2 separate regions of the Homo sapiens genome follow, and region 1 is linked to region 2. The links are chromatin loops, found by intact Hi-C in ENCODE. Cell type or tissue: PC-9. All regions are shown on one strand. Each heading gives the region's core, and the rest is flanking DNA. Links, peaks and the distances in the headings are about the cores only. Region 1 overlaps GNA12 (G protein subunit alpha 12). Region 2 has its middle 21 kb from the start of GNA12.

Region 1 (11,408 bases), core at 1,280-9,279, 130 kb after region 2:
GGGCAGTGGGAGTGGCGGCTGATAGGCTGTAGAAGTGGTGGCCGTACAACATTTTGAAGGTAGTAAATGCCATTGAATGGTTCATGTCAAAATGGTGAATTTTCTATTATGTAGATCTTACCTAATGAAAACATAAAGGAAGAACCCAGGCAAGGGGGCTGGTGCTTTAGGGGCCCGGCGTGGCACCCCTGTGACAGCAACCCTGCACACGCCGAGGACACACCCTGCGGAGCCTGAGCTTACAGTTGTAGAGGCTGCTCCACGGCCAAGGACCCTGTGCAGCTCTTCCTGGGGTCTCACTGCTGTGACCAAGGGGTGGCTGTGTGCCAGGCTTGGAGACGAGGTGTCCACAGGCACAGCCACGAGGCTACACACAGGGCAAGGGGGCCAAAGCGTGGCCAGAGTCAGGGGCCAGCTCCTCTGTACTTTCACATTCTGGCAAAAAACAAAAAAACAAACAAAATAAAAAACAGGAGGAGGCCAGAATTCTAGGTTCCGCCTCTAACCTTATTGTCCTATTGGGTTCATTTGCTTTAATTTGGGTTCAATTTTGAGGGGTTGGTTTTTTATTTAATTTTTTTTTAATTATGGAAGATGTTAGCATGGTTCCAAAGTCAGACATACTCAGAGAGGGCTACTCCTGTCTCTGTCCCATCCCCCATTCCCTCCCTCCCTAGAAGTCATTTTTATCTGCTGCTGGTGTATCCACGTTTCCTTTTCCAAATATAAGCAAGCAGAATATGGGTTTTAGTCTCCCGCCATTTCTTACATAAAAGGAAGATACTCTGCGTTGTTTCGTGCCTTGTGCTTTTCCTTTGGCAGTGGGTATCGGAAACCTCCTTCCAGCCACGGAGCTCTTCTCCTTCGCCGGTGCGTAGCCCCTGACTGCGTGGAGATCACAGTTTCCTCAAGCAGCTTCTCCTACTAGACGTTTCCTGCAGTGACAGCTTGTGCCTGCGTCACTTTGTATTTCTGCCAGTGAATCTGTTACCTAATTTTTTTTTTTTTTTAGATGGAGCCTCACTCTGTTTTTGTATTTTTAGTACAGACAGGGTTTCACCATGTTGGCCAGGCTTGTCTCGAACTCCTGACCTCAAGTGATTGCCTCGGCCTCCCAACGTGCTGAGGTTACTGTGAGCCACCACGCCTGGTCCTCTTACCTAATATTTGGGGATGATAAATTAGCAACAAACAATTCATAGGTACCCAAATTAAAACTTGAAAAGCTTCCTTTTTCTAATGTATATGAATGTGGTGTTGTATCTCTTTTCCAGAATACTTTCACAGCTGTGGTATCATTTAATCTCACGCCAGCCCTGTGAGATGTCACAGGCGTTCACTGAGCAAAGCCTGAGTTCAAAATGAGGATTTCTTTTGGGGAACTAGATACTGTTTTTAAAAGTATTTTGAAAGATTCTCTGTTGTTTGGCTAGCGTCTCTATTCAGTGGAAATCAAATGCTAACTTTAATATTTATTTATTAAGTAATGAAATTGAAAACCTGGGCCTTTGGCATAGTTTGCTGTTACTTTTCATACACAGCAGTTTTAAAATTTGTCTTTGTAATTTGTCACGTTGAAGTGAGTGAACTAGATTTTGGAATCCTCTAGCTCACCATTAACAAGCCCTGTTTTCGGTCACAGTGTGAATGACCCCGCTTTAGGATTTTAGAGTTAACCTCACTAAGTGCAGAAACTGTAAGACAGGGCCGGGCGCTGTGGCTCACGCCTGTAATCCCAGCACTCTGGGAGGCTGAGGTGGGTGGATTACCTGAGGTCAGGAGTTCGAGACCAGCCTGGTTAACCTGGTGAAACCCCGTCTCTACTAAAAATACAAAAGTTAGCCGGGTGTGGTAGTGCACGCCTGTAGTCCCAACTACTCTGTAGGCTGAGGCAGGAGAATTGCTTGAACCCAGGAGGCAGAGGTTGCAGTGAGCCAAGATCACACCACTGCACTCCAGCCGGGGCGACAGGGCGAGACTCCATCTCAAAAAAAAAAAAAAAAACAAAAAAAAAAAAAACAAAACAAAACTGTGAGATAGCTCCTGAATGGGCAGATAGGGTTTAAAATTAAAAGGCCCTCTGGCCAGGAGCTGGAAGTTGGTGTTTGTTTTCTTTGTAACCACTCTCTGGTCCTTGATCTGTCCCTACTTAGACGCTTACATCTGAGACCAATCCACGGTTACCTTTTCCTCTCACTCCCCAGTGGGACCCACACATGGGCTGTCTTTAATGCACACCCTGTCAGTCTGTGACATTGACAGGCAGGAACTGAACCAAGCATGTGGGTAGAAAGGCTCCAATTAGGAGCAGAGGACAAGAGGGAACCAGAGTCAGCCCCTCATGTACTGATCTCGAGGGTCTGGTCCTGTGCAGGGTTGAATGATCTGAAGCTCTTTTCTCGTGGTCCTAAATTAGCTGAAGGAAGTGCGTGAGGCCAGCAGGGGTCTGTGAAGGGGCAGCTTGCTGTGTGCAGAGACAGAGGTGACGGGCGAGGCTGCTGCAGTGCCTGCCTGACGGTGCTGACGGAGTTCTGAGCGGCAGCAAGCCGAGCGTGTGTCTTTCTCCCACCGGAGGTGTGGGTGACAGGTGCTTCCAGAAACTGCTGAAGGCTGCAGGCCTCTGCAGAAAGGCGGTCTCCTCATGGGCGTGTGTCGGCCTAGGTCCTGCCCAGTGTCACGACATCACATCTGCCCGGCTGTGCCCAATACAGGTGCACAGGCCCCATATCAACCTGCTGCTGCTGCTTGAAACAGACAACCCCTCTTTCACTGCCACCAGCCCCTGCTCAGGTTCATCCCTTCTGTTGCTCGTGAGAGGACAGACACATTCGTGGGACAGTTGAGGCAGGGGACAGGCCCCTGTCAGGTGTGTGCTCAGTGGCCGCTGGCCCCAGCCTAATGAAATTCATTTCATTTAATCCGCAAGTCCAAGTTTGTGTTAATCTTGAGTGGTGTAGGTTTTTCACACCAAGGAGAGTCCCGAGAGCCCACTTTGGATCCACTCGTGTTTCTAGATCGTGTGACCGCAGCAGCCGTTGAGAGGACTCTGGGCTCGTCTTGGCAGGCACAGTGCCTCTTTATAAACCCACCAAGCGGTTAATTTCATGTGGACATCTCAGTTTCTGCCACATGCATTTTCTCTAAAGAAATGACTGAATTCTCTTAGTGTTGAAAATGCATGGGATTGTAAACCTGGCCCTTTTAATGAGCTGCTGCTGTAAGACTTGAGGAGTCCGTCGCAAACGATCGTCCCGTGGGCTGCGTGCCCAATCAGCAGGTGCATTGTCCAGTCTCTGTTGGTGAACCGCAGTGCACCAAACCTCAGGGACAGCAAGAGTGCGGATGTGAGTGACAGCGTTCTGGATCACACAGGGTTGCTCTGTGTCCCCTTCTTCCCTCCCCTCCAGCCCCCATTAGAGAGCTTGTGGCACAGTCCCTGGCACCTTACAGTTCAGTGGCAGCTTTCCCACGGACCCCCTGGGCTGTTTCTCGAGATGAGGCCGCCCTGACATGAAACTAGATTTGACTCCTCTCCTCCGCCACTCATGCAAGATGACCGAGAGTCACAGATAAGTTTTCCTGCATTCCAAGTAGTGATACAAATGCTGTGATGAGTTAAATGAGCCATCCTCATTCAGTCATCGTGGAGAAAGCAGCAGTGAGTGTTTGCTGTGTTGTGAAGTGCAGCTGGGGGACTGATTGCAGACTCGAGGGGTGTTTAGACTCACACCGAGGGAAACGTCCCTCCTGTTTTCTGCTTCCCATCGAGCTTGTCCTGATTGTGCCCTCTGTGGTGCTTTTCCCCTTGCGTCCGTACTATCTGGGCGGAGCACGTGTGTCCAGGGCTTTGTGTCCTGTGGTGATAAGAGCACTGGCTGGGGCATCTGTGCCACTGTGACTCTCCATGCCTGACCCAGCTAGAACCCTGCAGGAGAACTGCCTCTGCTTCCTTCGTGCCTGGTGCCACCACCTGCCTAGAAACGGGCAAGGGTGGCTTGGGCTGTGAGCTGCTGCTACTCTCAGCTCCCTGGGGGAGCCCGTGGCCACAGGAGAGGGAGGGACAGTATGCTGATGCTTCTTGGGCTTGCGTGGCACCTCCCGAGGCCCAGGGGAGGGCAGGAGAGCAGGAGGAGGCAGGAGAGAGAGGCGCTGAGGAAGGAACTTGTCGTAAATCAGGGAGTGAGTGCACCCAACGGCTTCTCCCAGCTGCTTCCTGTCAGGGTGTGGAAGGAGGCATGATGTGCAGAGGACCGGGGGGACTTGGCACAGCCACGGGAAGGCGGCTGCCCCACCGGCCTCACGCTGGCTTCCCACATCACGGGGGCTTGGCGAGGAAGGGAGAGAGCAGGCACGAGAGGTCAGTCGTGCCGGGCCCTTGGGGTACGTTCACCCTGGCACTCCCGATGCCTTCCCTACTGCAGAGCTGGGCCTCTGCCTGGGGCTCTAGAGAGCCGGTGGTCACGAGGTGCACGTGCTCGCCCCGTCCTGCCACAGAGGAGGAGGATGTGTGCTCGCTCAACACAGGCAGTGCTGGGATGGGGAGACGTGTGTTTCTGTCCCCTCAAACAAAACACTCACTTTGAAAACATCCAGAGGCCTTCGTTCTAAAGTAGGAAGGTGGGCTCCTCCCTGAAGGAGCTTCCTCTCTGCTTTCTCCCCTCAGTCTGTCTGGGACAGAGGAGGAAGAGATAGACTGAGCAGGTGCTGGCCGCCTTTCTCCATCCCTTACAACGCCACGAGCTTCAGCGCCATCACGTAGTCCATTCTGATGGCCTTCTCTCCTTAAAATTCTCCTGCGTCAGCTCGCCACATGTGTATGACCTTGCCCCTGTACATTTCCATGAGAACACAGAAAGTGACTGCTCTTCCCACAAGCCCTGATGTCAGGGCAGCCTGGAAGCCTTGACCCCGCCTGCTGGTGTCTGTCTTTAGAGCAGGGTTCAAAGTGGAATCTTATAGAAAGTGGTATAATTGGTTTTTAATACGCTACCTTTGAAGGGACTCATTGCGTGCCTGTTCATATGCGGGCTGCTCTGTGGTCGGTGGTTGCGCTCTCCCGGCTCCTCCCGTGCCCCGTGTGTGCCTCGCATTTGGCGGCTCAGCGCTTCCTGAAACGGGGTCCTGGGTGATTCCGCAGGGCCCTTCGCACTATGGAACACGTCTCAGATTGTATCGATGATTGGTCCAGGCAGGAGAAGACTGGCCATCATTCCACCACAACAATCCAAATGGAAGATTCCCCTGTGTTTGCTACTATAAATCAGGTCATAAAAATGTGGGAAGGAATAATGGACTCTTTCTAGAAACTGGAAGATGTTTTGCTAGATGCTCCTTTTCGTCAGGATGTTTTGTCTTTAAGGACAATGTCTTGGGTCCCTTAGGCCATCTTCGACAGAAGCAAGACTGTACCCAGGAGCCAAAATCTAAAATCCTATTCTAGCCTGTCCTTTGCTGGCCGCATGGCCAGGAGTGGGCCAGCCTTCATGTCTGGAAAGAGAGTCCCCCATCAGAGGGGCCTGCATCGCACCACACACCAAAACCCAGCAGCGAAAATTGAAAAACAGCCAGAATTTGAACCTTGGGGTTGGAGCTAAAGAACCTGCATTAAACATTTTCTTTAATGGTAGTTTTTTTATTTTAGAAAACACACGGACACTCTCTGCCTTTTTCCTTTGCTTTCCCATTCACACGGAGGCGAAATGCCACTGCTCTTACCCTGTTCAGTTCTTGTATTTGCCACATCAGGATTCCTCAGTCCAGACTGAGCTGTGAATATTCTTCCTTCCTGACAGGGGGAGTCGGTGAAGTACTTCCTGGACAACTTGGACCGGATCGGCCAGCTGGTGAGTAAGCACGCCCGCCCGAAGAAGCTGGGCTCCAGGGTTAGAAAACGTGTCCAGAGACCAAAGCAGTCCACGTTGTGAGGACTTTGGCTGGACTGACAGGCCGAGCTTGTTCTGTCACATTACCACGAATAGTACTGTAATGGCACGCTCTCACTTGGATCTGGGCCCCGTCTCAGTGGGGAGGGGAGGAAACTGCCTTTGCCCAGATCACCATAAAGGAGACAGACAGAGGAGTTCATGAGTGAAAGGAGGACTTCCTTTATCTCATGGAAAATTCAAACATACTCAAAAACAAATAGTCTAATGAAACCCCAGGCATGGCAGTTATCACTGATTACCAGTCTTGTTTCAGCAGCCCTCCCCCGGCCTCCGGGAGCAAATGCAGAGAATATTTTAGAGTGTACCTCAAAAAGACAAGACGAAAAATGACAACCGCAGTACCGTATGGCTCCTGAAAAATTGGCAGTAATTCCGTAATGTCAACCTAGTCAGTTTAGAGATTTTCCCTGTTGTCTCATTAATGTTTTCATGTTGATTTTGCTTTGTTTTAGCAGAGTTTGAATCAACAACCTAATAAGGTCATGCATTGCCATTGGTCAGGATCACTTAAGTGTTAATCTGTATGTCTCTCCTTTTTTTCTTTCAACTTGTTTATTGGAGTAACTGGATTATTTATCCTGTAGGGTTTCTTACCATGTGGACTTTGCTCTTCCACCCCTGCAGTGTTATTGAAGATGTTTCTCTGTCCCCTGCACACCCCGTGGGTGGTAGTCAGACCTCTAGATCGAGGCATGATCATGTCCGTGTTTGGTGTTTTGGCAAGAAGCTGCCTGAGTGGTGTGTGCACTCATCACGGGAGGTGTTTTGTTGGTTTTTTGTTCTGTTTTGTTTTTCGATTTTTTGAGACAGGGTCTCACTCTGTCACCCAGGCTGGAGTACAGTGGCACGATCGTAACTCATTGTAGCCTCAACCTCCTAGGTTCAAATGATCCTCCTGTCTCGGCCTCCCAAGTAGCTGGGACTATAGCATGAGGCACCACGCCCAGCTAATGTTTTTACTTCTTGTAAATATGGGGTTTTACTATGTTGCCCAGGCTGTTCTTGAACTTCTGGGCTCAAGGTATTCCTCCCACTTCCCAAAGCACCAGGATTATAGGTGTGAGCCACCGTGCCTGGCCTGGAGGATTATTAATAGTGCAAAGTCAAAGTGAGTGAAGAGTATGCTTGCCTGTGTGTCGCTAAAGACTTAAAGAATTGTCTAAGAATAACATTAAATGTATTGCAGATTGAATTTACATCACATTCAAAACCTAAATTAATTCACAGTAAGGTTTTGGAAGCTATAAGCTTTAGGAGTTAGAAAAATAAAAAGGTATCTCTGGTATGGAAACAAAAAAGATGGTAAATTTCCTCTGGAGAAGAAAATGGATGTGGTTTTGCGCTGGGCCTGCCCACGAGTGTTCTGAGCATTCGTCCTCAGACTGGTGAGCCTCCGTTCGTTTTGAAATGAAGTATTTGATTCTTTCTGTTTCACGGCCAGTTGATAATGTTATAAATGAAATTTGCTTTTGGTTTCTGGTTCAACCTGTTGCAAAAGTCAGTCTCTTTCCTTCTTATCTTTTTGCCATCTTTTTGTTTCTATTTTCTCTGTTCTTTCTTCCTCCCCCTAAATTTCTGCCTCATCCTGTATTTTACAGAATTACTTTCCTAGTAAGCAAGATATCCTGCTGGCTAGGAAAGCCACCAAGGGAATTGTGGAGCATGACTTCGTTATTAAGAAGATCCCCTTTAAGATGGTGGATGTGGGCGGCCAGCGGTCCCAGCGCCAGAAGTGGTTCCAGTGCTTCGACGGGATCACGTCCATCCTGTTCATGGTCTCCTCCAGCGAGTACGACCAGGTCCTCATGGAGGACAGGCGCACCAACCGGCTGGTGGAGTCCATGAACATCTTCGAGACCATCGTCAACAACAAGCTCTTCTTCAACGTCTCCATCATTCTCTTCCTCAACAAGATGGACCTCCTGGTGGAGAAGGTGAAGACCGTGAGCATCAAGAAGCACTTCCCGGACTTCAGGGGCGACCCGCACAGGCTGGAGGACGTCCAGCGCTACCTGGTCCAGTGCTTCGACAGGAAGAGACGGAACCGCAGCAAGCCACTCTTCCACCACTTCACCACCGCCATCGACACCGAGAACGTCCGCTTCGTGTTCCATGCTGTGAAAGACACCATCCTGCAGGAGAACCTGAAGGACATCATGCTGCAGTGAGCGAGGAAGCCCCGGGGTTTGTCGTCGTTGAGCAGCCCCCACGGCTGTCGGTCAGACTCTTGGGTGTGTGTTGTCTGTGTGGTCCTTGAGTGGGTTTCTCGGATCCGTGCCCTGGAATACCTGGCTCAGGAATGCTGTCAGACCAGCCAGCCAGCGAGCTCTAGGCAAAAGGACATGGAAACTGTCACGTTAGCTACTGAATCCTGGGGGCGAGTGAAACTACTGAAAATCCGAGTGATGATGTTGTGAATACGGAACACCTAATCACACAGCTTGCTTTGCTTTTACAGAAACGTTCCTCTTTTTCTGACGCAGTTTAATTGAGGACCGTGTTGTGTGTGTATGTGTGTACACACGCTCTGTCTTTAATGACAGAAACACAAAAACCAGCTGGCCTTGCAGACGGCTTTTCTAACTCACAAGTCTTCCCTGAGACAGACTAACCTGAAAGCTTTGCCTAACAGTAGCTTGTAGAGATCCAGTGCACGCCGATGCTGCTAAACTCAGTGCCTGAGCCCGGCCCTGCAGCCCCAGCCGCAGTGTCTGAAGGCCACCTCCCAAAGGGAGCACGTTGCCTTTTCAAACTCCCGTGCCGATTTCCTAAGAGCCCCTAGTCCAAGCCTCTCAGATGAAGCTGAGGAGCCGTGCCTAGGATCCCTTCCCAGCTCTGAGGACGGGCTGCAGAGCTCTGCAGGTGTGGATTCACCTTACGCCCCTACAGCAGGCTCAGCCCTTCCCACCCTGCCCCATGCCCAGCAGCACAACACGGAGTGAGACAGGATGCCCACGGTGACTGCCGCTCCGTCCGTGCACACACAGCGGTGCTCTTCTCCCCTTAGCCACCCACTGCCCAACCCAACGGCAAAGACACAGAAACCAGGTCCCCTTGCAGACGGCTCTCCCATCTTCCTGCAAGTCATCTGCTCACACACAGTTGGCAGCACATAGCGTTTCCTTCTTTCAGAAACATTCCTCTTCTGGGGCTTCAGAAAGCTGGCAAGGCCACTAGCAGAGCTTTTGTTAATGCCCCAGCTGCTTGGCGAGCTAACAGCTGACCTTTCGGGAAGCCCACAGACGCTGGAGGAATCTTGAGTTTCTCCAAACTGCCGCTCCACCAGTGCCTTTGGACAGCCGTGCCTGTTCGCCGCTCTCCCTAAGTCTGATTCTCATCGAGGCCCCTCGCTTCTATGACTGTGCTTGCAGAAGAGTAAACACTCTCGGATGCCGCTGTCCTGGGGGAGCCCGCGGGAGCCTGTGAATGTTGATACGAGCTGGCCAGTCCTGGGCCCAGCTCACTTGTCCAGCTACCTGCCAGGTGGCTTTCACTGTGTTTAAAATACATTGCATTCCAAGCTGGTCCCCTCTGTGTATCACTCTACTGAGAAATCCTGCCTAGTGTGTTTTGGGATGTGTCCTAGCATTTACAAGAAAATGAAAAGCGTCCTCTTAATTGGCACCCGAATGTTGCTGTGGCTCAGTCACATATCCCAGGGCCCTCGTCCCGAGGCCGTGCTGCCCCGAGCCCCGAGCCCCTCTGCAGCTCACCCTTGGCTTGTTTTCCGCAAACCCGGTAAACGCAAGCCCTTGGGGCAGATGCAGAAGCAGAAGAGGGAGGGGAAACCTGCCTCTGGGTCACCCTGTTAGCACAGCGTTCTCATCGGGAGACAGCATGGAACTCTCTCTCGCAGTGCTCGAGGCTGTGTGTCAGTGTTTGCTGGGCTTGTGGCTCCTTTTTTGGCTGGATAAAGAAGTCGCTGTTTTTGTACTGCTTCTGTGGCTCTTCACAGACCTCACGGATGTGACCGGAGATGAGTGCCGATGACCACGTTTTAAAGGAGAAAGAGAGCTCCTGGTGGGGCCCTCGGGGTGGTCTCAGGTCCCATTTGCAGTCTGCAACAGTGACGCGCAGCCCGGTCCGGAGCGTGGTGAGCTTTGTTTGCCTTCTGGGTCAGCTTTCGCTGTGTCTCCTGTGTGTGTTAGAATCCAGAGCCCAGAGGAAGTGCAAGCGGGTCCTCCGCCAACGGGGAGAGCCTCTTCGCGGCGCTGTTGGCGACAGCAGCGCTGTGATTCGCGTAGCAGGGGAGTTGTTTGAAACACCTTCCTGAGTAGTCCGGCCTTGTCAATGAGTGCTTGTTTTCCTTTAAACAGTCTGACATATTTACTCGTCACTTTCAAACCAGAAGCATGAGAGGAAGGAGATATTGTGGGGTCCGTTTAACTCGATAGAAAGCGCAGGGGGATGGCCCCCGGCGCGGGCTCTTGACCCGCTCAGCGCTGACCCCACCGCCCTGGCCGAGGCACTTGGCCTTGCTGAGCTGGACTTCCTCCTCCTCCTCCTCATGACCGGGGTGAATTAGAACGTTTTTAAAGACACCCCCTTCCAAATTCTGTAACACATTGTAATTGGAGAAGAAGGAAACTCTGCAAGGCTAAACTGTCATTCACAACTTGGCTACACATAGACTCTAGTCAGTTTTGTCTCCAGAACCTTAGGCTTTTGTATTTTTTAATTTTAATTTCACTGTTAATCCTTATTGTCTTTTTTATTAAGATGTTGGAAAAGCAGGAGGTAGTTGTGCCTCAATTATTGCAAAAATGTAACAATAAAGTTCCTCAAAATAAGATCTGTTCCTCATAGCTATACTGTGTACACATAAGACGCATATAGGGTTTTACTGAAATCTATTTTTAACTCTTATGTTCGTAGAGAAATTGTTTCAAGGATTTTGAGTCATAGGTCTGTAATTTATAGAGATCTCTAGAATTCTTATTGTAATTTTCCTACTTCTTTGATAAAAGAAAAATAAGTCAGATTGTTAACTCCAAGATTGAAAAAAAAAACTCTTGAAAGAAGATTATTAGTTGTAACTAATTTAGGGGTTCTGGGCACAGACATCTAACCTGGTATTGTAAGGCAGAGGCTCCCATTGGAATGGTAGTGGTCCGGGTCAGTTGTTCATGGTGTAAGCTTTGCACAGTGTATTAACATTGGGAGGGTCTGGCTTGAAAATTTGGCCACCCTCAGCCTCTGAATGTTTATTAAAATAAATTTAGTCTTTCTTTGCTTAATATAAAATAGTGCCAGTATTCAAAACCAACACTAAATTGATTTTTCATTCCCCAGGATTCACAGCAGATCACTCTCATCCTAATTTTTTTTTTTTTTTTTTTTTTGAGACAGAGTCTCCCTCCACCTCGTGGGTTCAAACGATTCTTCAGCCTCAGCCTCTCAAGTAGCTGGGTCTACAGGCGCCCGCCACCACACCCAGCTAATTTTTTGTATTTTTAGTAGAGA
Region 2 (11,408 bases), core at 1,656-9,655:
TCTCACTGCAACCTCCGCCTCCCAGGTCCAAGCGATCCTCCTGCCTCAGCCTTCCCCGTGGCTGGGGCTGCAGGCAGGCACCACCACGCCCTGCTAATTTGTGTATTTTTAGTAGAGATGGGGTTTCACCATGTTGGCCACGCTGGTCTCAAACTCCTGACCTCAGGTGATCCACCCGCCTCAGCCTCCCAAAGTGTTGGAATTACAGGCGTGAGCCACCGGCCCCGGCATTTGGTCAGTGCTTTGATGCATGTGTCACATCAGCCTTTGTGTCACCGTCGGGGTGGCCCTGGAGGTGCACGGCTCTGCTTTCCCTCCCAGAGTCACCCTCCACAGGAATGCAGTAGCACCTGGGGCCTGGCAGCTCCTGCCCCACCCGGGACCTTGCTAGAGCTCCCCGTGGGCCTGGAGAGGACTTTCTCACAGCTGCACTGCAGCCTGGGGCTCCTCCCACTTAACCCTCCTTCCTTCCTCTTCTCCTCTGGCAAACACAAGCCCTGCGTCACGGTTGGAAGTTGGTCCCCGCCCACCCTGCATCCTCTCCCTGTATCCTGCTTGGGCATTGCGTTTCATCAATCTCTTGCTCATTTCTTCTGTCTTGACGTCTGCCTCCCAGATGACCAAAGTGACACAGGTAACGAAATGAGTCTCTCTAATGAGTTCCCTAAAGTCCTGGGCCTCCGAGGGCTGCAGGCCCTGCCTCCTCTTACTCATCGCTGACTCCAGGCACCTGGCCTAGAGCTTCACAGGGGCTCAATAGCTTCCTGTCCTGCTCAGGCAGAGAGGGGCAGGCAGGGAGGGTCTCACACTCCAGGGAAGGGTGCTGCCTTTGCAGAGTTGAAGTGGAGTGTGTAGGGGGTGGTGGGGGAGTCCTGGGAGACCGTCAGCCACTCCTTGTGCACGTGGGAAAGGGGGACCCGGACAGGACGGGAGGACGCAGGGTGTGAACAGCATCGGACCCCACAAAGCACCCCTGGCGCACAGAGGTAAGGTCTGCTGGCTCAGGTATCACTAAAAGCCACAGAGTGGCTCACCAAGCCCAACAGGGCCCAGACCAGGCGCTCAGCTCTCACTAGGTCCGATCCCCGCCTCGCCTCTGAGCTGTAGCCCTCTGTGCAGGGGGGGCGCACTCCTGCCCATGGCAGACAGACCCCTCCACTGGGACACACGGGGCCACCACAGCCCAGCGCCCTCTTTCTCCTCCAGGCAGGGTGGACTCTCCTGGGTGGAGACTGATATGGTGAGGCTTTGCGCCTCACCCAAATCTCATCTTTTTTTTTTTTCCTTTGAGACTGAGTCTGGCTCTGTCACCCAGGCTGGTGTGATCTCGGCTCACTGCAGCCTCTGCCTCTCGGGTTCAAGCGATTCTCCTGCCACAGCCTCCCACGTAGCTGGGACTACAGGCACGCACCATCACTTCTGGCTAATTTTTGTATTTTTAGTAGAGACAAGGTTTCGCCATGTTGGCCAGGCTGGTCTCGAACTCCTGACCTCAAGTGATCTGCCCACTTCGGCCTCCCAAAGTGCTGGGATTACAGGTGTGAACCACCGCACCCGGCCCCAAATCTCATCTTGAACTGTAATCCCCATAATCTCCACTGAGTCATGGGAGAGACCAAGTGGAGGTCATTGAGTCACGGGGATAGATTTCCCCCAAGCTGTTCTCGTGAGAGTGGCTGAGTTTTCAGGAGATCTGATGGTTTTACAAGGGGCTCTTCCCGCTTCACTCAGCACTTCACCCTCCTGCCACTTTATGAAGAAGGTCCTTGCTTCCTCTTCACCTTCCATCATGATTGTAAGTTTCTTGAGGCCTCCCAGCCATGCTGAACTGTGAGTCAATTCAACCTCTTTTCCTTTATAAATCACCCAGTCTCAGGCAGTTCTTTATAGCAGGGTGAAAACAGACTAATACATAGGCCTACCCCTTGGGCCACGTTACTGTTGCCAAAGATGTGAAGAGGTCCGGGTTACAGGACCATGCCCCTGGGTGGGTGTGTGGGTGGGTGTGTGGGTGGGTGTGTGCACGTGCGTGCCTGCAATGCTCCTGTGACTATGCGTGGCTGTGGTGTACGTGCGTTCGTATGTGACTCCATGGGGTACATCCGCGTGTGTATGTGTTTGTGTATGGCTTGGAAAGGCCCCACCAGAACTGGAATGGAACATGGGGAATCCCCTAGAGGAAACTGGAAGCCTCTGCTTTAAGGGTTATGATATGTTAATTCGCTGCGTTTAATCATTCTACGACGTATACATGGATCGAAGCATCACACGGTGCCCCTTAAATAGACGTAATTATTATTTGTCAATTACAGAAAGAAAGAATTGCCCTAAATTAATTAACAAATGCAGCATTTGCTAGCGAACTAGGAAATAAGGTGGAGAAAACAAGATTTAACCCTTATTTAAATCGAGACATCTTGTATTTTGAAAATGCAATCGAGTATTTTATTTTTAATAGAGATGAGGTTTCACCATGTAGACAGATTTTAAGTGTTCTCACTACAAAAAATAATAAGCATGGGAGGAATGCATATGTTAATTTGCTTGATTGAACCATTCTACAAGGTATGCGTATTTCAAAACATTGTGTTGTACATGATAAACATATCAATTGCTATTTGTCCATTTAAAGTAATATAAATAGCTGGGCACAGTGGCTCACACCTGTAATCCCAACAGTTTGAGAAGCCAAGGCAGGAGGATCACTTGAGCCCAGGAGTTCAAGATCAACCTGGGCAACAAAGTGAGACCCCCATCTCTACAAAAGTCAAAATAAAATTAGCCAGGTGTGGTGGTGAACACCTGTAGTCCCAGCCACTTGGGAGGCTGAGGTGGGTGGATCACTTGAGCCCAGGAGGTAGAGGCTGCAGTGAGCTGTGACTGCGCCACTGTACTCCACCCTGGATGACAGAGTGAGATCCTGTTTCAAAAAAATTTTTTTAATTAAAAATATAAATAGGCCAGCACAGTGGCTCACACCTGTAATCCCAGCATTTTGGGAGGCCAAGGCGGGCAGATCACTTGAGGTTAGGAGTTTGAGACAAGCCTGGCCAATATGGTGAAACCCTGTCTCTGCTGAAAATACAAAAATTAGGCTGGTCGCAGTGGCTCACACCTGTAATCTCAGCACTGTGGGAGGCCAAGGCAGGTGGATCGCCTGAAGTCAACTGTTCCAGACCAGCCTGGCCCACATGGCAAAACCCCTCCTCTACTAAAAATACAAAAATTAGCATGGTATGGTGGCACATGCCTGTAATCCTAGCTATTCAGGAGGCTGAGGCGGGAGAATCGCTTGAACACAGAAAGCAGTTAGCTGGGATTGCACCACTGCACTCCAGCCTGGGCAACAGAGCAAGATTCTGTCTCAAAAAAAAAATTTTACATGTATATACATATATATGTGTGTGTGTGTGTGTGTGTGTGTGTATATATATGAATATTTATAGGCTGGGCACAGTGGCTCACACCTTTAATCCCAGCACTTTGGGAGTCTGACGCAAGTGGATCACCTAAGCTCAGGAGTTTGAAACCAGCCTGGCCAACATGGTGAAACCCCGTCTCTACTAAAAATACAAAAATTAGCTGTGCATGGTGGTGCTTGCCTGTAATCCCAGCTACTTGGGAGGCTGAGGCAGGAGAATTGCTTGAACCCGGGAGGCGAAGATTGCAGTGAGCTGAGATCACACCACTGTACTCCAACCTGGGCAACAGAGCGAGACTCCATCTAAAAAAAAAAATATCTATCTATCTATCTATCTATATATATATATATATAGAGAGAGAGAGAGAGAGAGAGAGAGGCATTTAACAGGAAGAAAAGAACGCAAAATTGTGACCACTATGTTATAAAGGAAAATGTAGTACCCCACCCCCAGGCTGCAGGGGAGGAGGAAGCCCACATGTGCTGGATACCTGGAGATAGGTGGTGATATGGTTTGGATGTGTGTCCCTCCAAATCTCATGTTGGAATGTGATCCCCAGTGTTGGAGGCAGGGCCTGGTGGGAGGTGTTGGATCACGGCAGGCAGACCCCTCACGAGTGGCTTAGCCACATTCGCTTGGTGATGAGTGAGTTTTTGCTCAGTTTACATGAGATCTGGTTGTTTAAGAATCTGGGTTTAAGAGCTCTGGTCGTTTAAGAGTCTGGGGCCTCCCCCTTCTCTCTCTCACTCCTGCCGCCTGTACCTTCCGCCATGATTGGAAGCTTCCGGAGACCTCACTAGAAGCAGAAGGCAGCACCGCACTTCCTATACAGCCTGCAGAACTGTGAGCCAATTAAACCCCTTTTCTTTATCAATTACCCAGTCTCAGGTACTCCTTTATAGCAATGCAAGAACAAACTGGCACAGATGGCACCCAGGGAAATGGGAAGCCAACCCAGGGAATGGGAAGTCAACCTTCCACCCAGGGAAGGGCACATCTCACTAACACAGAAGGCACCTGGCAGGGGTCCAAGAAAGACGGTCCCCAAGTCTCCCATGGCCCCCATGGGAGCACGGGAGGATGTGAGGCCGGGAAATTAGTCAGGGACTGCTAGCAAGATGCAGAGAAAATGCCCTCCACAGAGAACCAGGCACCTCTGGGATAACCAGCATGGAGGGTGGGGGATGGCACATGACAATGTCCCTCCAGGAGACATCTGTGTTGGAGGGGGAACTGGAGCCTCCCCAGGGCCATAAGTTTATACCACCCCCTAGAGCATACCTGCCACGCCAGGTGAGCAAAGGAATGCTCAGAATTGAGCTTAAATGACCAAGTTCATCTGGAATTGGCCAAGATGACATTTTCCATCATCAGTCTGAAAAGGGGCTGGAAATAACGATTAGGTTGGGTCACAGAAAAACACAGTCCTAGCCGGGTACAGTGGCTCATACCTGTAATCCCAGCACTTTGGGAGGCTAAGGTAGGAGGATCCTTTGAGCTCAGGAGTTCAAGACCAGCCTGAGCAATATGGCAAAACCCCGTCTCTACAAAAAATATAAAAAATTAATGAGTCAGGTGTGGTGTCAAGCACCTCTGGTCCCAGCTACTCAAGAGGCTGAGGTGAGAGGACCGCTTGCGCCCTGGAGGTTGAGGCTGCAATGAGCTGTGATCCCACCACTGCACTCCAGCCTGGGCAACAAAGCGAGACCCTGTCTCAAATAAAAGAAAAAAGGGCCAGGCGTGGTGGCTCACACCTGTAATCCCAGCACTTTGGGAGGCCAAGGCATGTGGTTCACTTGAGATCAGCAGTTCAAGACCAGCCTTACCAACATGGTGAAACCTTATCTCTACTAAAAATACAAAAATTAGCTGAGCGTGGTGGTGGGCACCTGTTATCTCCAGCCTGGGCGACAGAGAGACTTGGTTTCAAAAAAAAAAAGAAAGAAAAAAAAAAGGAAAAAAACACAGCCCTGGTTTTGCTTCACTCAAGTACATGGAATAAGAAACGCTTGCCTGCTGGCCAAGTGACCCTCCCACAGCGGTCAGGAAGCTTCTAGAACCCGGTTATGTTGGCTGAAAGCAGAAATGGCCAAGTCAACCTCAGTGTGATATTGAGGGGGCTCCTGGGGCTGGAAGCATGCACCCCAAACTTAGACCCCGGCAAAAGGAGTGGGGAAGATGCCGGTGCCATGAGGGCAGGAAGCTGAGTTTGTTGCTAGGGGCCTGGGAGTGTTCCCGGAGGACGGGAGCCCTGTGAGGGGCATCTGGCGGCTGACACTGATGAATGGCTGTGCCGGGCCAGCCTTACCTGGGCAGCCAAGGCCAAAGCTTGGGGGCAGGAGGAGTGGCAGTGACACGGCTGCAGCTGGATGGAATCCGGGGCCTGAACCCCAGCATCCCCTCCCTGACACCCTACAGCTACCCATAGCCGGGGAGGTGGGGAGGTGCCGGCCCTCGGCCCACAATGCTGATCACATCTGTCTGGTTCTGAGGAGGAAATCCAGGACCTAATGAGAACAAATGGCAGCCTGGATAACTCATCTGTGGTCACAGATGAGATTTCCCCACCCGCTGCACCCCTAATTCAGCAGAGGCCATCTATGGGTTTCCTTGTGTGGCATGAGCGACACCTGGTGGTCACAGATGGGAATTTCGAGTCATGTTCTTCAGGCTGCTTGGGACACCCCACCTGGACCCCATCCCACTCTGGGCAAAGGCAAGACCACCACTGAGCTCAGGGTGCACCTGAGACTTGGCCGCAGCAAGGAGATGTAGATACAAGGATCACGTCAGAAGACGTTTCATTCATTCATTCACGTTCCCAAGCATTTAGTGAGCGCATACCAGGTATCAGGAAGAGATGAACAAAATGGTTTTATGAAGTTTGCATCCTAATGAGGAAAGCAGATAACAAGCATGTAAATATCAGATAATTCCTTACTGTTAAGTGCTGTGAGAATTCACAAGGTTCAGAAATTGAGTCAAAAATCTTTCTCAGTACCCTCAATAAGCTTCATCTCAGGCCGGGCGCAGTGGCTCACGCCTGTAATCCCAACACTTCAGGAGGCCGAGGCGGGGTGATAACTTGAGGTCAGGAGTTTGAGACCAGCCTGGCCGACAGTGAAACCCCGTCTCTACCAAAAAATAGAAAAATTAGCCAAGCGTGGTGGCACATGCCTGTAGTCACAACTACTCGGGAGGCTGAGGTGGGAGAATCATTTGAACCTAGGAGGCAGAGGTTGTAGTGAGCTGAGATCTTGCCACTGCACTCCAGCCTGGGCAACAGAGAGAGACTCTATCAAAAAAAAAAAAAGTGTAAGCCTCATCTTAGCTGAATCCCTGGACACTTACCTTGCCACAGGTCCCAGGCCCCAACCTCAGGAACTTTATATGGACTCTTGCGAAAGTGAGGCAGTGGAGTGACTGGGCAACGGATGTGGAATCAGGAAGACCTTGGGTTCCAATCCTGACTCTGCCACCTCCTAATTTTGTGGCCTTGGGCACATTACCTACCTTGTCTCAGCCTGTTTCCTCAACAGAGAAAAATGGGAATTACAACAGGACCTTATTACAGGACCTACCTCCTAGTTACAAAACTTAATGCCATAACTTACGGTCAGAAAAGTGCTTGGAGCATCTCCAGACCCAGAGAACCACTTGCAGTAAATATTAGCTGCTATTGTTATTGATATTACTATTGTGCCGACACTCCAGACCTTCTCCTCCTCCTCCTCTTCCTCCTCTTCCCCTCCCAACCCCAGAAGCCAGGAGAAAGAGGAAGGACCGCAGCCAGTCCCCCCGACCTCTCCCCTCCTTCTCCAGGGCTCTCCGGCCAAGGCTAAGCCAGCCCTTCAGTGGGGGACAAGATGAGTGCGAAATTGCATGTGAGATGGCAGTTTCAGACTCAACCAGACTGGCCTTTCTATTGCCCAGAATTACCCAAGCTGAGGCTAAGGGACAGGAAGCAGAGATTGGAAAGGGCAGGGCTGACGGGAGTGAGTCACTGGTGGGGAGAAAATGAACCACTTCCTGTGTGTTCCCACAGAGGTCAGGGCCCTCAGCAAACAGCGACAGGCTACAGGCTCGTTCTCCGGGCCTGGAGGAGGCTCGGTGCCCAGCGTCTCCGGAGGACTGGCTCTTCCCTCCGCCTGGGGAGTTTGCGGGCCCCAGACACAATCCCCAGGGAGGGGCTCGGCTCTGGACAGCCTTGGCCTCTTTCCCCAGATTTCCCCAGCACTCACACTCTCGGGAGGCTCAGGGTCTGTACTGAGAAGGGCCCTTGCTCGGCGTGGTGCTCTGCTGTGGCTGTTTTGAAATTCGTAATACTTTTTGGACAAGAGGCCCCACATTTTCATTTTGCACAAATTGTGCAGCCGGTCCTGAATCATTGCTGGCTTTCCAAGGTCACAGCCAGCAAATGGAACTAACTCCAGGGCTCCTGGTCATCTGTGCCCCCACAGATACCTTCTGGGGGTCTCTGAGGTCAGGCGCCCTCACCCTCCTCCTTCCCTGGAACACGGGCGACCACTGCCCACTTTGCCGCTGCGGCACCCTGAGCGCCGTGGCCCGTGCAGACCACCAGAGGAAGGATCCCGGGAGCCAGGACAGGGCAAGGAGGTTACTTGTTGGGGCAGAAACATGGCTACTGGTCCCCTAGGGCAGAGAAGACTGCAGGAAGTGGGGAAACCTGCCAGACAGCCACCCTGGGAGAGGAGGAAGACCTGTCATCCAGTAGCAAAAAATGCAAGTTCCGTGGTGGTCTAGCGGTTACAGGGAGGGAAAAAAATGCAAACACTTAGCGAGCACTGCCAAGGCGACCGGCATGTTCTGAGTTCATTCTCTGCATTTACCCCTTTATCTCCACCGGGTCACTTCCGTTTTACAGAATAGAAAACCAAGGGCCGGGTGCGGTGGCGCACACTTATAATCCCAGCACTTTGGGAGGCCGAGGAGGGCGCATTGTGAGGTAAGGAGTTCGAGACCAGCCTGGCCAACATAGTGAAACCCCGTCTCTACTAAAAATACAAAAATTAGCCAGGCGTGATGGCACACAACTGTAATCCCAGCTACTCAGGAGGCTGAGGCAGGGGAATTGCTCAAACCCGGGAGGTGGAGGTTGTGGTGAGCCAAGATCCTGCCACTGCACTCCAGCCTGGGCAACAGAGAGAGACTCCGTCTCGGGAAAAAAAAAAAAAGAAAACAAGGCACAGGGAGGTAAGGAAGTTGTTCAAGAGCCTACAGAGCTAGTGCCTGGCAGAGCTGGGGTCTACGCCAGGATGCACTTTGCACCCTGCCTGTTCTCCATACGTTAACTCGAATCTGTCCAATAACCGTACAGCACTTATTAGTACTGACCGATCATCTGTGATGTCTTAAGGGTAATGGGTAGAATTGTACTTCCTGGGACCTTAGCTGGGAGAGGCATAACTAGTACTGTATTAGTTGGGGGTTCTCCAGAGAAACAAAACCAGTAGGAGATTTTTTTATATGTAATTAATAAATTATGTATACACACACACACACACACACACACACACACTCTCAGCCCCTCATAGCTGCTTGTTCTGCATCTATGGATTCAATCACCCAGGGATGGAAAATATTTCTTAAAATAACAATACAACAATAAAAAATAAACACCTTAAAAATACAATCTAACAACTATATTTATTGATTTATTTATTTTCGAGACCAAGCGTTGCTCTGTTGCCCAGACTGGAGTACATTGGTGCGATCTCAGCTCATTGCAGCCTCCGCCTCCCAGGTTCAAGTGATCCTCCCACCTCAGCCTCCCAAGTAGCTGGGATTACAGGTGAGCACCACCGTGGCTGGCTCAATTTTTCTTTTTCTTTCTTTTTTTTTTTTTTTAAGACAGGGTATCACTCTGTGATGGCACATGCCTCCACGCTTGGCTAATTATTTTGTATTTTTATTAGAGACAGAGTTTCGCCATGTTGGCCAGGCTGGTCTCAAACTCCTGACCTCAAGTGCTCTGCCTGCCTCGACCTCCCACAGTGCTGGAATTACAGGGGTAAGCCACCACACCCGGCCATTATCTTTTTTTTTTTTTTGTAAATTTTTCTTTAGTGGAGATGGGGTCTCACTATGTTGCCCAGGCTGGTCTGGAACAGCATTTACATTGAATTAGGTATTACAAGTAATCTAGAGATTATCTAAAGTGTACAGAAGGATGTGCGTAGGTTATATGCAAATACTACACCATTTTATATTAGGGACTTGAGCATCCAGGGATTTTGGTACCCATGGGGGATTCTGGAACCAAGTCCCCATAAATACTATGAGACAACTGTAATATATTTATAGTTATTCTATAACATAATATAATACCAAATATATTAATGATATTATATACATACACTGGTAACGGGATTTTTTTTTTTTTGAGACAGAGTTTCATTCTTTGTTGTCCAGGCTAGAGTGCAGTGGCGTGATCTCGGCTCACTGCAACCTCTGCCTCCTGGGTTCAAGCGATTCTGCTGTCTTAGCCTCCGAGTAGCTGGGATTACAGGCACCCGCCACCATGCCCGATTAATTTTTGTATTTATTTATTTTTTTTTTTTTTTTTTAGTAGAGACGGGGCTTCACCATGTTGGCCAGGCTGGTCTTGAACTCCTGATCTCAGGTGATCCGCCCACCTTGGCCTCCCAAAGTGGGAGGCCTGGGATTACAGGTATGAGCCACCACGCCCAGCCGGGTTTTATTTTAATAAATTGGCTCACACAATCTTGGGGGCAGGCCAGTCTGTAGTCTGCAGGGCAGGCTGGCAAGCTAGACACCCAGGCAGGAGCTGGTGCCACAGTCTTGAGTCTAGAGGAAAAATTTCTTCTCCAGGAAGCCTCAGTGTTTGCTCTCAAGGAACAACAAATCAGATGAGGCTCACCCACGTTATTGAGGGCGACGTCCTTTACATAAAGACAAGTGGTTGCGGATATTAACCACGCCTCCCAGGCACCTTCACCACAATGCCTCCATTCATGTGTGATTAAATAATTGATTAGGATCTTAGCCAAGCAGACACACGCAACTCCTCAGCACCGTTCTGTCCAGTACGCTGTGTGCAGAACTCGTGTGTCACTTGCAGGCCGTGCACCTGTCAGCACAAAACTTTCCCAAGCTCTTTCTTTCTCTTGGCTCAGTGGCCAACAACGTTCAAGACAGTGGCTGCTGCGTCAGCCTGGATCCTGGGGTGAGATGATATGGAAGAGAGTCCCCAAACCAGAAATAAGTCTTGGGTGTTAAAAGCCATGAAAAGGGCCGGGCGCGGTGGCTCACATCTGTAATGCCAGCACTTTGGGAGGCCGAGGCCGGCGTATCATTTGAGGTCTGGGCAACATGGTAAAACCCTGTCTCTACTAAAAATACAAAAAAATTAGCCAGGAGTGGTAGAGGGGGGCACCTGAAATCACAGCTACTTGGGAGGCTGGGGCAGGAGAATTGCTCGAACCTGGGAGGTGGAGGTTGTGGTGAGCCAAGATCCCGCCACTGCACTCCAGCCTGGGCAACAGAGCAAGACTCTGTCTCAAAAAAAAAAAAGCCATGAAAGGCAGCTCCCTCCTTCGTCACCACCGGGCTGATCCTTACTCATACCACTCCCATGTGGCACAGAGTGTCACAGTTCAGAGCATGGGCTCAGGGCCACCTGTCTGTCTTTGAATCCTGGCTCTGCCTGTAACTGGCTGTGTGATCCTAAGCAAATTCCTTAACCTCACTGGGCCTCGCTTTTCCTTATCTGTAAAGTGGGAACAATAAGAGTATGTACAATAGCACAATAGGACTAAAATCAAGATCCAAGGAGATAATACACATAAAGTCCTAAGGAGAGTGCCCGGCACAAAGTCGGCTCTCAAAAAATGTTAATTATTATCACTATCATGATCTTCATATGACACGAGATACAAATGACGCAGTGACGTGAAACCTCTCGCTCAAAATCACACGCTCGGTCGGGCCCAGTGGCTCATGCCT

The links. Hi-C counts contacts between places; a loop is a spot of excess contacts. Peaks named below come from ENCODE experiments on the same cell type or tissue, not always from the same donor. Only the 100,000 strongest peaks of a DNase experiment are listed, where the experiment ranks them.
Region 1: it touches region 2 in a loop (3.0-fold over the local background); 5 of 110 quality-filtered maps call a loop at or near these places.

What each region holds. Positions count from the first base shown.
Region 1 is chr7:2,727,886-2,739,293 of GRCh38, reverse strand. GNA12 (G protein subunit alpha 12) reads left to right here. Exons shown (of 4, transcript NM_007353.3): 3 at 5,793-5,843; 4 at 7,544-11,189. The coding sequence ends at 8,113. It also overlaps a transcript of AMZ1 not described here. Among named protein-coding and RNA genes, the nearest start is that of AMZ1, 45 kb to the right of the region's middle. RefSeq lists an enhancer at 4,568-5,555. In PC-9, for the core only: no CTCF peak of the experiment used is centred there; a DNase peak (open chromatin) is centred at 5,863; H3K27ac peaks cover 1,346 bases.
Region 2 is chr7:2,859,850-2,871,257 of GRCh38, reverse strand. No RefSeq gene overlaps it. Among named protein-coding and RNA genes, the nearest start is that of GNA12, 21 kb to the right of the region's middle. RefSeq lists silencers at 441-660, 1,608-1,812, 6,563-6,642 and enhancers at 7,420-7,549, 8,198-8,844. In PC-9, for the core only: CTCF peaks have their summits at 5,855 and 6,064 (motif pointing left); DNase peaks (open chromatin) are centred at 6,037, 6,877, 7,417 and 8,117; H3K4me3 peaks cover 2,694 bases; H3K27ac peaks cover 2,897 bases.